Regions from separate parts of the Mus musculus genome. Here region 2 is linked to region 1. A link is a contact called in ENCODE Hi-C or POLR2A ChIA-PET data. All regions are on one chromosome and are shown on one strand. The core of a region is the stretch at or near the end of the contact, and the rest is flanking DNA. Distances in the headings are between cores, read along the strand shown.

Region 1 (6,384 bases), core at 2,352-4,851:
TTGAGTGACATGTAAAAGTTCAACCACGGGTCTCTACTTCTAGTGGGAGCAGTGCATGGTAACAGCATTAACTGTACAGACTATTTAGACAGATGAGAAGGACCAACTCTTCCCCCACTGACATCTGGCTAGAGATTAAGCATAATTACGTACAGATGATAAGACTTTATTTCAAGCACATTTCAAATGATCACGTTCCCTCCTAATAAGTTAAGCTATTGGGTGCCAGAGATCAACAACTGCCAAACATGTTTTTTTGTACCCTATGTCCTTGGGTGGGGCTCTCTCTACAAAGCAGCTTCTCTTGGCAACTGGCAGACTCATCAGAGCATTGTGGTTGCTTTAAATGCACCATAGATGCCCTGGGGAAATGCTGAGACACCATTCCTAGAGAGATATGAAGAAATGTCTACTCATCCCAGACAGGAAACTGATCAGAGACCAAAGTACAGACACTGTCAAAGTCCAACTATCAAACCAGTGAGTTTTATTTGTGTTACTTATAGAAATATGTGTGAGGGGTTACTTATAGGAGCAGAAATTACTCAAAGACATCTGTATCACCAAGCCCACCCTATCATGGATGACAGTTCACACAAACTAGAAACGTGGGACACAATGCACATCCCACAAGCAATTCAGTGTTTTGGAGTGTTTTTTCTAAGTTGCATAGTTGGTACGGATCTCTTCCAGGCAGCTCTGCTGGTCTTTGCTTCTTCCAGGCAGCTTGGCTTGTCTGAGAGTGACTCTGAACAATTCTTACTGTTTATAGGTGCTTGAAGCAGGGAGTGATTCTGGTCAGTTCTAGGGACTTCCTGGAGCTATTTTGAGTCATTTATTTACCGTTTTAAGAAGATTCCCTGCAGGATGGCGTGTTTCATCTCCCTTTAAATATCCCGTCTTGAAACATCCCGTTGATTCACCTCCCCTTATAGCTTAAGAAGTTTATAGCTTAAGAAGTTTCCTTCCAAAGTGCAAGGCTAGGAGGATACTGCTACTCAACAGTTAGCTATTTCACAGAAACAAGCAGCACTGCACCTACTGGCTGCTGTTGAAGCTAAAACTTTTGATCCAGGAGCTGCTGTTCCAATCACGACCTCTTCAGCAAACTGCACTGGCTTTGGAAGACTCTGTTCTCCATAAAACAGAGATAGTAAATTCTAGATGAGTCTGCTCATTGGGAAGTTAGTTCTTCCTCCAGACTGGAGAAGAGAGTAACTCTCTACTGACTCGGGAAGAAAAACAAACTGTGATTGGTGCAATGTGGGGCTTGCTGTGATTGGTTCTTAAGTAAAGCTTGTCAGTTTGTTTATGCAGCACTTGTGATTGGTAAGGTAGAACTATGCACATGCAGGGGCTGTGGTTGGTGGAATTACAGTCCATACACAAGTATGTCATAGTCCCCTTCCGGCTATGTGAGAAGACTGTTTCCCCTAATTGTTTTTTTAATCTTCGAGACTTCTTCTGGGATTGCAATATTAGGCCTAGCACAACACCTAACAAATAATCTCTTTGTCTACAGTCTTAATCAAGCTAGGCAGGTTGTATGGAGGAAAATGCGACTTCCATATCTGATGGCACAGACAGCAGCACTGGCATTGGCAATGATGAGGTAGCTGAAGCATTCCAGAGTCATCAAGATCTAAGAGACCCCAACGGCCAAAGCTCAGAGCAACAACACAGAAGGCAGCTAAGAGTTCCCGAGCCCTTCAAGAGCTCTGAACTATAACACTAGGGAGTGGTTAAAGGGTTTCCAAAGAAAATGCAAGAAACTATGACTATATAGGAATAGCAAAAGTGTAAAGACAGGCAGGGGCTCTGAAGAACAAAAAGCAGAGACTGTAAAGCTTGGTCTCAGCCAAAGATCAGGAGTTATAACTCTACCTGCTGCAGAGCAGAAGGAAGCAAGAGCAATACACCTCTGCCCTGAGTACCTGGAATAACCAGCCTTAGGCTTGGACAGCTTGGAACTCAAATCCACCCTGTGATGAGTTCCTGGAACTCAGGGCCTTCAACACTAAGGGAGCAACCTAGAGCAGCAAAACCCATCGCTAGCCAAGTGCTTGACATACTAGTTACTAGTCATTCTCCCTATATGATGCTCGTTCGTGTTAACTCAATGTAGAAGCCTACACTGAATTTCCAAATGATCTGGGCAGCAAAACCTTACATCCTTTCATCTAGAGCTAATCAATCATGTTTCCAAATTCACATTGACTTGAGAGGCTAAACTGCTAAGCATGGACGGAACCCCCACTCAGTCTCACAGCTCAGACTTTAGATCGGTGGACAGCATGTGCTGTAATTAATGGGTTGCTGTAGGCTAAAACCAAGTTTTATATATAGAAAGTTTGCATTCTGTGTAAGCTACAGACATGTTGAAGTGTGCTCCTGATGTATACTTCCTGTGCTTTGAGCTAGTAATAACGGAGAAACTGCCTTTTATAAGAGCTGGGTGTGGTGGGACAGAACCTGCAGTCCCGGCACTTTAAAGGTAGATGTAGGGAGTCCAAGGTCTGGGGAGTTCCACCAAACAATGAGCTCTAAGCCTGCCTGGGGCCCATGAGTATCTGACTCAAAAATCAAACCAAAAACCCCAAACAACTAAACCCTCGGGAAGAAATCTAAAACAAAACAGTAGTTGGGGTAGGAATAGGAAGTGAAGGGCAAGGTGGAGGAGGTGGGGGACACTGGAAGAGGCACTCAGAAAACGTACTTACCACCCAGCATTTAAAAGAAAGGTGGCGTTTTGTGTGCCAACTTGACACAAATTAGTCATCAGAGAGGAAGGAGTCTCAGTTGAGAAAATGCCTCCATGAGATCCAGCTGTAAGGCATTTTCTCACCATTTTCTCAATGGGAGAGGGCCCAGCCCATGGTGAGTGGTCTCACCTAGGCTGGTAGTCCTGAGTTCTATGATAAAGCAGGCTGAGCAAGGCATGGAAGCAAGGCATTAAGCATCACCCCCACGGCCTCTGCATCAGTGCTTGCTTCCAGGTTCTAGCCCTGCTTGTGTTCCTGTCCTGACTTCCTCCAGTGAATTGGAAGTGTAAGCCAAATAAACCCCTTTCTCCTCAGCTTGCTTTTTGGTCATGGCGTTTCATCGCAGCAACAGAAATCCTAAGGCTCCCTACGTTAGTCAGGCAGTTACATGTCACACTCTGCCCCTCGTGAGGGACAGTCAGCCTTCTCCACGCTCCAAAAGAGGAAAAGCCTAGAAATCGGCTCTACACTTCCTGGGACTGAGCCACTAGCAAAGCTAGATGCAGCCTCGGGGCCCAGTTTCTCCCGCCTATGGGGAGGAGCCACGAAGATCAATAGCCTTCAGCTTCGGGCCTTCGGGCCTAGGAGGTACAGAGGGGTGGAGCAGGTCCTAGGCTCCGCCCCCGTCCGTGGCCACGAGTCTCTTGTTCTAGGGGTGGGACGGTGCCCAGCCCCTAAACCTGGCCATGTAGGGGCCTGGGACTCGTCCCTCGGTATGGTCTGCCTTCAGGCTCTGGAAAGAAGAGGTGTTCCCAAGCTCTGCCCCTTGGCCGCAACCTCAAGTCAGATCTGGGCCTTGGGGCGGAATAGGCCCTAGACTCCGCCCATCTGCCAAGATCGGAAGGTTCCGAAGGGAGGGCGCACCCGGACTAGACTGCAAGCTTCAGCCATCGCTTGCAGCTTCTAGAGGGAGGAGGTGCCCAGGCTCCGCCCCTCGGGGGGCGGAGTGAGGCCCGGGCCCCGCCCCTCTCCCGCAGCAGCTGGTTCCGGCCCGCTCTCCACCGGTCCCGCCTCGCTGCCGGAGCGTCCGGAGGACCGCTCAGTGGGAGGAGCGCGGAGTCGGCCTGGGACATTGCTAGCACCCGCCTGTGTGCTCCGGGAACTGCACTGTGAGCGGTGAGTACCACGCGGCCCCGGGGCGTCCGTGCAGGCCTTTCCCACGGGTGCAGACCCGAGGACACGGGGAGAGCTGCGGGGAGGCGGTGGAGCTGGCTCCTGGGGTGACCTCTCTACTCGCTCCCCAGCCTGCGTCGCTCTGGACTGGGAGTGGCTCTACTCGGCGCCCCGGGAGTTCTCGCCTTGGTGTGAGGGCCGCACCGCCGGGGTGTCATTGTGCCAGGCCCAGCCCACGGGATAGAAAGGAACGATTGTGCCCGGCAGATTGGAGTCCCCAGCACGGGGCGAAGGCAGGCGGGGTGAGGGTAAGAGCCCCCTCAGTGGAAGGGCATAGAGTCCAAGGTGATTGATTGAGAAACCCAAGGAGAACGGGACTGTACCACTCTGGCCAGCCCAGTGCACTAGAACCGCAGATCTCCCTGCAGCACGCATGACAGCCTCCCAGCAGAAGTTGCCGAACTTTTGCATTTAGGACCGGCAGCGCGCCTAAAGAACCTTTGTTATATAGATTGTACCTATTGATTTTTGCAGTGTATAAATACAGCGTATAGACACTTAATATACTTAATTCAGATAGACCGATTCTGTAGTTTCCAAAACACTGTTATTAAGAATGGCATTCTTTAACCTTCCTGCAAATCTCTGCTTAGAAGACACTCAGCCTGTTGCAGTATGACAGGTCATGTAGCTTCTGAAGACTTTTAAGTATATTGGTGAAAATGTAACATTGTATTGCTTAAAGAGTGGTTTTGACCGTCCAAACACCTGCGCCTGTGTTTCTCTGCAGCATACTTTAGAACCACCGAAGTAGCCAGTGCTTAGGAGGCATAGTTCACTGGGTTTGCCACTTTATTTATGGTTCTTCCATTCCGCACCGTGGAGGAGTTAACCTCTGATACCCAGGAGCACTCTGGACCTCACTTTCCAACGGAATACGAGATCCCCACAGTTGGTGGTGGCTTTGGGTGATGTTCATGTGTGCCTTGGTTGTTTCTGTGCCTGCTGAGTTGATGTGTGTAAACCTGATGTAGCACACCAGACCTGTGAGTTCAGGGAGGTGGGTGTGACTAGACCATGCCAAATGTGTAGGGGTTGCTGTAAGATTACCAAGCAGTTGAGAGGTCATGTCTAAAACACCAGGTGGCATGTTTTTGCCTCCTTATCCCTGTGTTCAGTTCTGTTGGGGGTTTCTAGCCTTGGGTCTGTTGAAGTATGGTGTCCCAGTCTCCGAATTCTGCCACTTCCACATTCCTGGTGAGCTCTGTGTGTGGTCCTGCCTCTGCCACTGGAAAGCAGTTGCCCATTGTGTCTGTGTGTGATAGATGGAACCCTGCATTAGAGTCTTTCCTTTGTTTCATGCTGTCTACAGGAATTTGAGATAGAAGTTATATACATATTATCAAAAAATGTATACCTCAAAGCAAACAAGTTTCTTAATCCTCTACCCAAAGAGGCTATTGTGTTCTGATTGAGCAGCTTCAGCACTTTAAGTAATACATTAGAAATGATTGTCCTCATGCTGTTGCTCCCACAGTCGGGAGAAGGGGGCTGGGATCTGAGCCCTTGTGTTCTTGTTATACACATTGTTGATACTGGAGCCTCTCTTATTCATCCTTGAGTAGATGTTTATCTCAGCTCCAACTCTTCTGGACCTTGGGAAATGAATGATTTTAGAAGGTGAAGGGCCTGTCTGGAATTTACAGTCAAGAGCATAGGTAAGTACCGTCCAGTTGAGATCATTTCCTGCCTGTATGTGTACATGAAACACGGTCATGTAAGAAAGCAATACCTGCTAGGAAGGTGTGCATCAAAAAAAGCACATGCAAAGGAAACCAGAGGCCTACATGTAAAGATGACAATTAAAATAAATGGTATTTATTACCTTTTCCCCGACAAACAACATTGTTTGTCTTGTTTGCTCCAATCTCCTGTCTTTTAGGAGCAGATACCTCCTCATGCGACCACTAGAGTCTGCATAGGAAAGTCCCTCCCAACCTGTGTCCGTTCTTGGCCTCGCATTGTGAAGGTTACTTCATCTCTCAGAACTTTCGTGTCTCTGACTTTCCAACTAGACTGTGGTTAGTAGGTGTCCCAAACACCCATGGTTTCCTGAGAGAGATTTATGCTAGTGTTTGTGCACGTGTCTTCTCAACTCTGTGTTCAGCAGTGTTACATTTCTGTAGCTTGAAATGGACCATAATGAGAATATTTATTTACAACATGGAAATCATCCAGCACTCCATGTATGAGTTTTTTTCTACCTGGGAACAAATTGCTAAACATTTACCAGCACACTGCTGCTGTTGGAGCCAAGGTGCATTTAATTTGGTTTCTTTTCTCTTTCTTTTCTCTCTTTCCTTCTTTCTTTCTTTCTTTCTTTCTTTCTTTCTTCCTTCTTTCCTTCCTTCCTTCCTTCCTTTCTTTTCTTTTTGTTTTTTTTGGCAAAGTCAGACTCCTTTGCCTGAACAAAGATATTAGGTATGAGGTGTTTTATTCAAGTCTTCCA
Region 2 (6,384 bases), core at 1,417-3,916, 97 kb after region 1:
CAAGGAGGGAGCCAGTTCCCAGTGTGTTTTCAGCACATTCTTAGAGCTTAGGAGATCTGGCCCAGAACACTCAAGGAAGGTATGCAGAAGACCTAGGAGAGGGAGAGCCCTTTACCTTAGCTCTCCTTTAGGGATCCCTATCAATAGTAAATCTAGTGACACCAGTCAAACCTGCTCTTTTTGATGGAATTTCCAGTGTACTCATCACATATATAAAAATAAATAAATAAATAAATAAATAAAATATTTGGGCAGTGGTGGCGAATGCCTTTAATCCCAACACTTGGGAGGCAAAGGCTGGTGGATTTCTGAGTTCGAGGCCAGCCTGGTCTACAGAGTGAGTTCCAGGATGCCAGGGCTATACAGAGAAACCCTGTCTCAGGAAAAAGGAAAAAGAAAAGAAAGAAAACAAAAAGAAAGGAAGGAAGGAATAAAGGAAAGAATGGAAGAAAGAAAAAAGAAAATTTATTTTAATGGCCTTTGGCCTTTCCACCAAGTCTCAAGGTTTTCTGCGTGGCGGCGTCTAATGTAGATCAAATCTTTAACTTGGAAATGATGGCCGGGTGTGGTGGTGCACGCCTTTAATCCCAGCACTCGGGAGGCAGAGGCAGGCAGATTTCTGAGTTCGAGGCCAGCCTGGTCTACAAAGTGAGTTCCAGGACTGCCAGGGCTATACAGAGAAACCCTGTCTCAAAAAAACAAACAAACAAACAAACAAAAGTTAGACAAATAGGAAAGGAATGAGTCAAATGATTCTTATATAATCCTATAAAGACCCCCCAAAGACTACCACAAACTCTCAGCCCTCATAAAAAGTCAACCAAGAGGCAGGGTTCTAAATAAACATACAGAAACCAGTAGCTTACTTACATACTAAGAACAACCTGGCCCAGAAAGATATGGGGGAAGGAGGGAGTTCTATTCACAATAGCCTCAAACAAACAAATAACAACAAACCCTAACCAAAGAGGTGAACGATAGCTACAATGCAAACTTCTAAGGCAGTGGGAAAAAAAAATTCTTGAAGACACTGGAAGATTTCAGAAAGATCTCCCAAGATGGGTGGAAATAATACTATAAAAAGGCCTCTAGCACCAAGAACAATCTACAAATTCAACATAATCCACATTTTTAAAAAAATCTCATAACTAAACAGACAAAAAACCAAAACCCTAAAATTCATGAAACTAAAACAGGCACCCTGAGAGGAAAGGATGATACTTTAAATGGGGGAGGGAGGGAGGGAGGGAGTGTGATGAACCTCATGTTATAAGAAAGCAGAACGGGGTACCATTTGGGGGGGAGGGCATCCAGAGAGGGACAGGTAAAGGGGGTGGAAGAGCCACAGAAGAGGCAATTAAATAAGAACAAAGAGCAATGGCAGGAATGGCTGAACAAACTAGTTACTTTGTTTCAGTATTGAAACTAGTTACTTTGTATGCTAATGTAAATGACTAAAGATCAGATTAAAGGATTGAAAGGCAAGTGACCCTGGTGTTAAGAAACCTCTTGGGTGGGTTTCCTCTCCTCAGACCCCGCCCCCAATCATTAGGGCTTTTTTGCTGCTTCTCTCTAACACAACCGGGATGTGGGTAGCCCTGGGTAGTGCTCTTTTACTCCTCTCTGCATAGCCTGTTAGGCTTCGGAACTCAAGAGAGTCAGAATTAACCTGCAGTTGCCACCGTCGTCCAACGCCAGGAAAGACATCTAGGCTTTAACTGGCAAAATGAAAAGTAGCTGCCGCACGCCCTCGGTCACCCCTTCAAACGCCCTCTCCCTTCTCCCTGGGGGTGGGGGTGAGGTGGGGAGGTCTGTTTGCTCAGGTGGAAACACCCAGTGCAATTTACAAAGAGTCTATTATCCACCAATCAAATCCCCAAAGCTAGATATGAACAACTGTGTTAAACTCTGAACACACGGAGTCTGGAGAAAGTTTTCTTCCACGGACTTCCTGTGAGCAACATCCTTTGACAGAAATGTGCGTGTCAGTCAGTCCTCTTGCTTCCTGCGGCCCCCACCTCCACCTTTGGCCCGAGCCCAAAGCCTTGCTCTTTGCTCTGTACAGGAATCTAAGGAGGGGCGGGCGCATTCTGATTTCTCAGTTTCTCATGACAGGACAAAGGGAGGCACACAGCAGTCTAGAAGGTGTAAATAAGAGAAACAAACTATTTCCCCAGCATTGAAAGAAAGAAAAGAGTGGCATCCTTATGCAAGTTACTACAGCTTGCAGGAATTTTGTTCCTGACCATCAAATCCCTATGCTGTCTACTCTAATATGGCCTGGGAGTCTCACATACACCGGGTTACACAAATTAACTTAAGGACAGCGCGGGGGAGGGGGGGGGGCAGAGCCTTCAATTGTTTCTGATCTGAGTGATGTTTTCCCCTCGCTAAGGTGGAGAGCCTGAGAGCCCCAGTTGGGGACCACTCACCATCCTCGAGCCAGGAACTCATGTAGCTGAGGATGTAGGTGGGGTCCAGAATCTTCTTGATATAGTCTCTGAATGCTTGCAGATTCTGCCGCTGCTCCGCTGTCATTCTGTGGCTCCAGGCGATCGATGAGCGCCCTGGCTCCCGCAAATCCGCCAGAGATGAACGAAGTGGGGACTTTCCAAGGAGTCCCGATGAAAAAGCTGCCTAGCCGGCTGGCCATAGGAAATCGAAACTGCCTCAGGGCGCTGGGGAGGGGGGGGGCGGGGGGGCGGGGCGGGGATCCAGTTTCGTTTCTGAACCTAGACAGCCACTGAACCGCAAGGACCCAGAAGTACCTTGGAAATTGCCTTTAAGTTGGGGCGCAGCTTTTCGCGTGGTGGCTTTATATTTCTAAAGTGCGCACAATTGAAGTGCATTGTTCAATGAGTTTCGAAAAACATAAACACCCGTTACCTCTTCCACAGATCAGCTGGGTCCTGCAATAATCTTTAACCATTCCCCGCGCCCCCCCCCCCTCGGGGCAGGGTTTCTCTATGTAGCTCTGACTGTCCTGGAACTAGATCTATAGACCAGGCTGGCCTCAAACTCACAGAGCTCCGAAATCGTCCCTGCTTCGGTCTCACAAGAACCGGGATTAAAGACCCCCACCCCCTCCACCACCTCCTCCATGCCACCACACCACCACCACCAGGCCTAAAGAAGAGTTGAGGGAAAGATTGCAGGGTGGGGAGGGGGACGAAGGGGATAGGAACTCCACAGGAAGACCAACAGAGTCAACAAACTTTGATCCTTAGGGCTCTCAGAGACACCACTAAGCAAAGAGCACACACAGGCTGGACCTAGGCCTCCCTGCACTTTTGTAGCAGGTGTGAGTTTAGTCTTTTATGAGTCCCAAACAACTGGAGCGTGGCTGTCCCAAAAGCTGTTGCCTGTCCGTGGGATATGTTCTTCTAGCTGGGCAGTCTTGTCTGACCTCAGTGGGAGAGGATGCGCCTAGCCTAACAGAGACTTGATATGCCAGTGTGTGTGTGTGTGTGTGTGTGTGTGTGTGTGTGTGTGTGTGTGTGTGTGTGTTTGTTTGATACCCAAAGGGGCCTCCAACCGCTCAGAGTAGGGGAGGGGGCATGAAGTGACTGAGTAGGGGAGGGGGCATGAAGTGACTGGGAGGGGACAGTGAGTGGGATGTAAAGTGAATACGTTAAAAAAAAAAGTGAAAAAAAAAATTTAAAGAAAATGCCCTAGCCGGGTGTGGTGGCACACGCCTTTAATCCCAGCACTCCAGAGGCAGGCGGATTTCTGAGTTCGAGGCCAGTTTGGTCTACATAGTGAGTTCCAGGACAGCCAGGGCTATACAGAGAAACCCTGTCTCAAAAAAACAAAACAACAACAACAAAAAAAAGCAAAACAACAACAACAACAACAAAAGCCCTACAGGCCAGTCTTATGATTTCCTTAATTGAAGGCCCCTCCTCTATGATGAATTCAGCTTGTGTCAAATTGACCTAAAAGTACCCAGCACACCAGCTCTGGAAGTTATCCAACGCTTCTTTTAGAGTGATCATACGTTTAGTTTTACTCTTGGTTCTACAGTTATTTCAAATTAACTTTTCGATATAACACGAAAACTACAGCAACTTTTTCCAGACTTCTGATTGTATACTCTCACATATGCTGAAAACCTACCGTTTCTGGATAGCCTTGGGACCTTTATCAGGAAAAAGAAAAAGACAAAACGGACTTTACGTGTGTAGATCTGCTTCTGACTCTCTTCCAACTGTTTCTACTCCCTGACATTTATAACAGTACCAACCACTTCACCTGGGTTACTGCAGATTGCAAATGAAATCTTGAAATCAGGTAGTATTGAGTCCCCCAAACTTGTTTCTCATTATAAAGTGTGTAAAACCATGCCGGGGGGTTTTACATTTCCATATCCAATACCAACAGGTCAATTGAAAAACAAAACCAAGTAACTACCAACTGGATGTTTATCAGGGCTGCGCTGAGCCCACAGATGCAGTCAGAGGACCAGTCTTCTCCAGGAGCATGGCATTTCTTTCCATTTATTTAGGTCTCTGGTTTCTCTCAGCCGTACCTTACCGTTTTAAGGGTACAAATCTTTTATACGTCACATTAACTTTCCTCCATGTCCTTTAATACTAATGTAAATGGGATTGTTCATGAATTCTTATTTTCAAGTTGTTGCTACCCTACAGAAATACAAGTGGGTTTTGATTGCTGACTTTGTATCATGGTACACTGCTAAATTAACTTATTAGCTCTAGTAACTTAATAAACTTTTTTTGGTAGACCATCCTGTCACCTGTGAATATGAATAGTCTTACTTCTTCCTGCCGCGAAGCTATGACTTGTTAATGTCCATTCCTCATAGTTTCCCAGTCTTTATGCCTTTTGTTTCCTTCCCTTCCCTTGTCACCCTAACGCCTCTAGTAGAAAACGGAATGAAAAGGTGAGAGAATTGACAATCTTTATCACTGATCTTGGTGGGAACCGGTTGGTCAGTACTTCCCTTTAACTGTGACGTCAGATGTGGGTGTGGCTTGCTTTCCCTGAGTAACTGGGTTATTTGGCCTCCAGTTTTCAAGACCATCATCAGGGGAAGTCAAGGCAGGAGAAACTCAAAGCTTTAGAAACCTGGAATCTGGGATGGAAGCAGAAACCATGGAGGAATGTGATGTCCTGGCTTTTTTTGCTCTGGATCTTGTTAGATGTGAGAAAAAAAAAAAAAAACCCCAAAACAACAACAAAAACATTTGCACAGCTGTCGAATCAAAGCAAGCTGGATTTAGAAATGCACAGGGGTCTGGCCAGATGACTCCCTAAGAAGTGGGGTTTCAGAGAGCAGCCCCTCATTGGCTTTTGAGATCTCTTTTATGGGGAAGGGTTAGGGTTCATAGAAAAAGCTGTTGACAGGATTGGCTGTTAGTACCAGGACAGAAGAGTGAGAACTTGGGGGCTCAAGGCTGCCTGTGGAGTAGAAGTGAACGAATACATTGTGTGGAAGGGGAGTCATCACAGGTGCTCAGGAGCAAGGCAAACTGGTCCATATACATCACGGGGTTATCTCAGCAGAGGCTGAGAAACATGATTTGCAGGATACATTAAGCTTAGGAAGCAGAACCCGCCAGCCCCCAAGCCCCTCCCCCCCTTTTTGAGACCAGGTTCCTCCGTGTAGTTTTGCCTGTCCTTAACTCACTCTGTAGACCAGGCTAGCCTCCAACTCAGAGATGCACCTACCTCTGCCTCCTGCGTGCTGGGACCAAAGGCCTGCAAGAGGACTGCCCCTCCCGGCCAGAAACGTATTCTTGTAAAGTAGGAGACTTAATAACGAAGTGTAACGACATGGCTTCTGAACAACAGTGTAGTGCCTGTTTGCTGTCACACTAGTTCAGCTTCCTTTCCTTTCTTTTCTTTTCAGCTTCCTTTCCTTTCTTTTCTTTTCTTTTTTTTCCCCCCAGATAGGGTTTCTCTGTGTAGCCCTCGGCTGTCCTGGAACTCACTCTGTAGACCAGGCTGGCCTCGAACTCAGAAATCCACGTGCCTCTGCCTCCGGAGTGCTGGGATTAAAGGTGTGTGCCACCACTGCAGCCCAGCACAGCCTGGCTAGGGGCAGTAGTGCTTCAAGTGTGATGGGCACTCCCCATGGTTCAGGCACAGAGACCTATCTGCTGGGCCATTTCTCAGCTGAGGTAAGTCAGGCTAGGTTTCTGTCAAGTTGACAAAAACTGACAGATGCTCTCTGTCAGATTAATGACACACACACACACTCTCTCTCTCTCTCTCTCACTCTCTCTCTCACTCTCTCTCTCTCTCTTTTCGTACTTTTTAAGGTTTTTTTCCCCATGAATGGATGTTGATTTTTTTTCAAATGTCTTGTTCCACATCTATTGTAGTGATCATATATTTTGTTAACATGCCAACTTTTATAGA

Evidence for each region. A loop is a pair of places that touch in the nucleus more often than their neighbours do. ChIA-PET counts read pairs that join two places held with the same protein, here RNA polymerase II (POLR2A).
Region 2: a map of T-helper 2 cell shows a loop between it and region 1 (3-fold over the local background). The contact joins the promoter of Ddx58 here to the promoter of Aco1 in region 1. A Hi-C loop is called at or near these places in 1 of 37 maps with a recorded cell type or tissue (T-helper 2 cell). POLR2A ChIA-PET finds 5 or more read pairs at or near these places in 4 of 5 experiments (Patski and embryonic stem cell).

Annotation. Positions count from the first base shown.
Region 1 is chr4:40,139,664-40,146,047 of GRCm38, forward strand. It overlaps Aco1 (aconitase 1), which reads left to right and starts at 3,602. Exons shown (of 21, transcript NM_007386.2): 1 at 3,602-3,878.
Region 2 is chr4:40,237,159-40,243,542 of GRCm38, forward strand. It overlaps Ddx58 (DEAD/H box helicase 58), which reads right to left and starts at 2,667. Exons shown (of 18, transcript NM_172689.3): 1 at 2,433-2,667. The coding sequence starts at 2,538.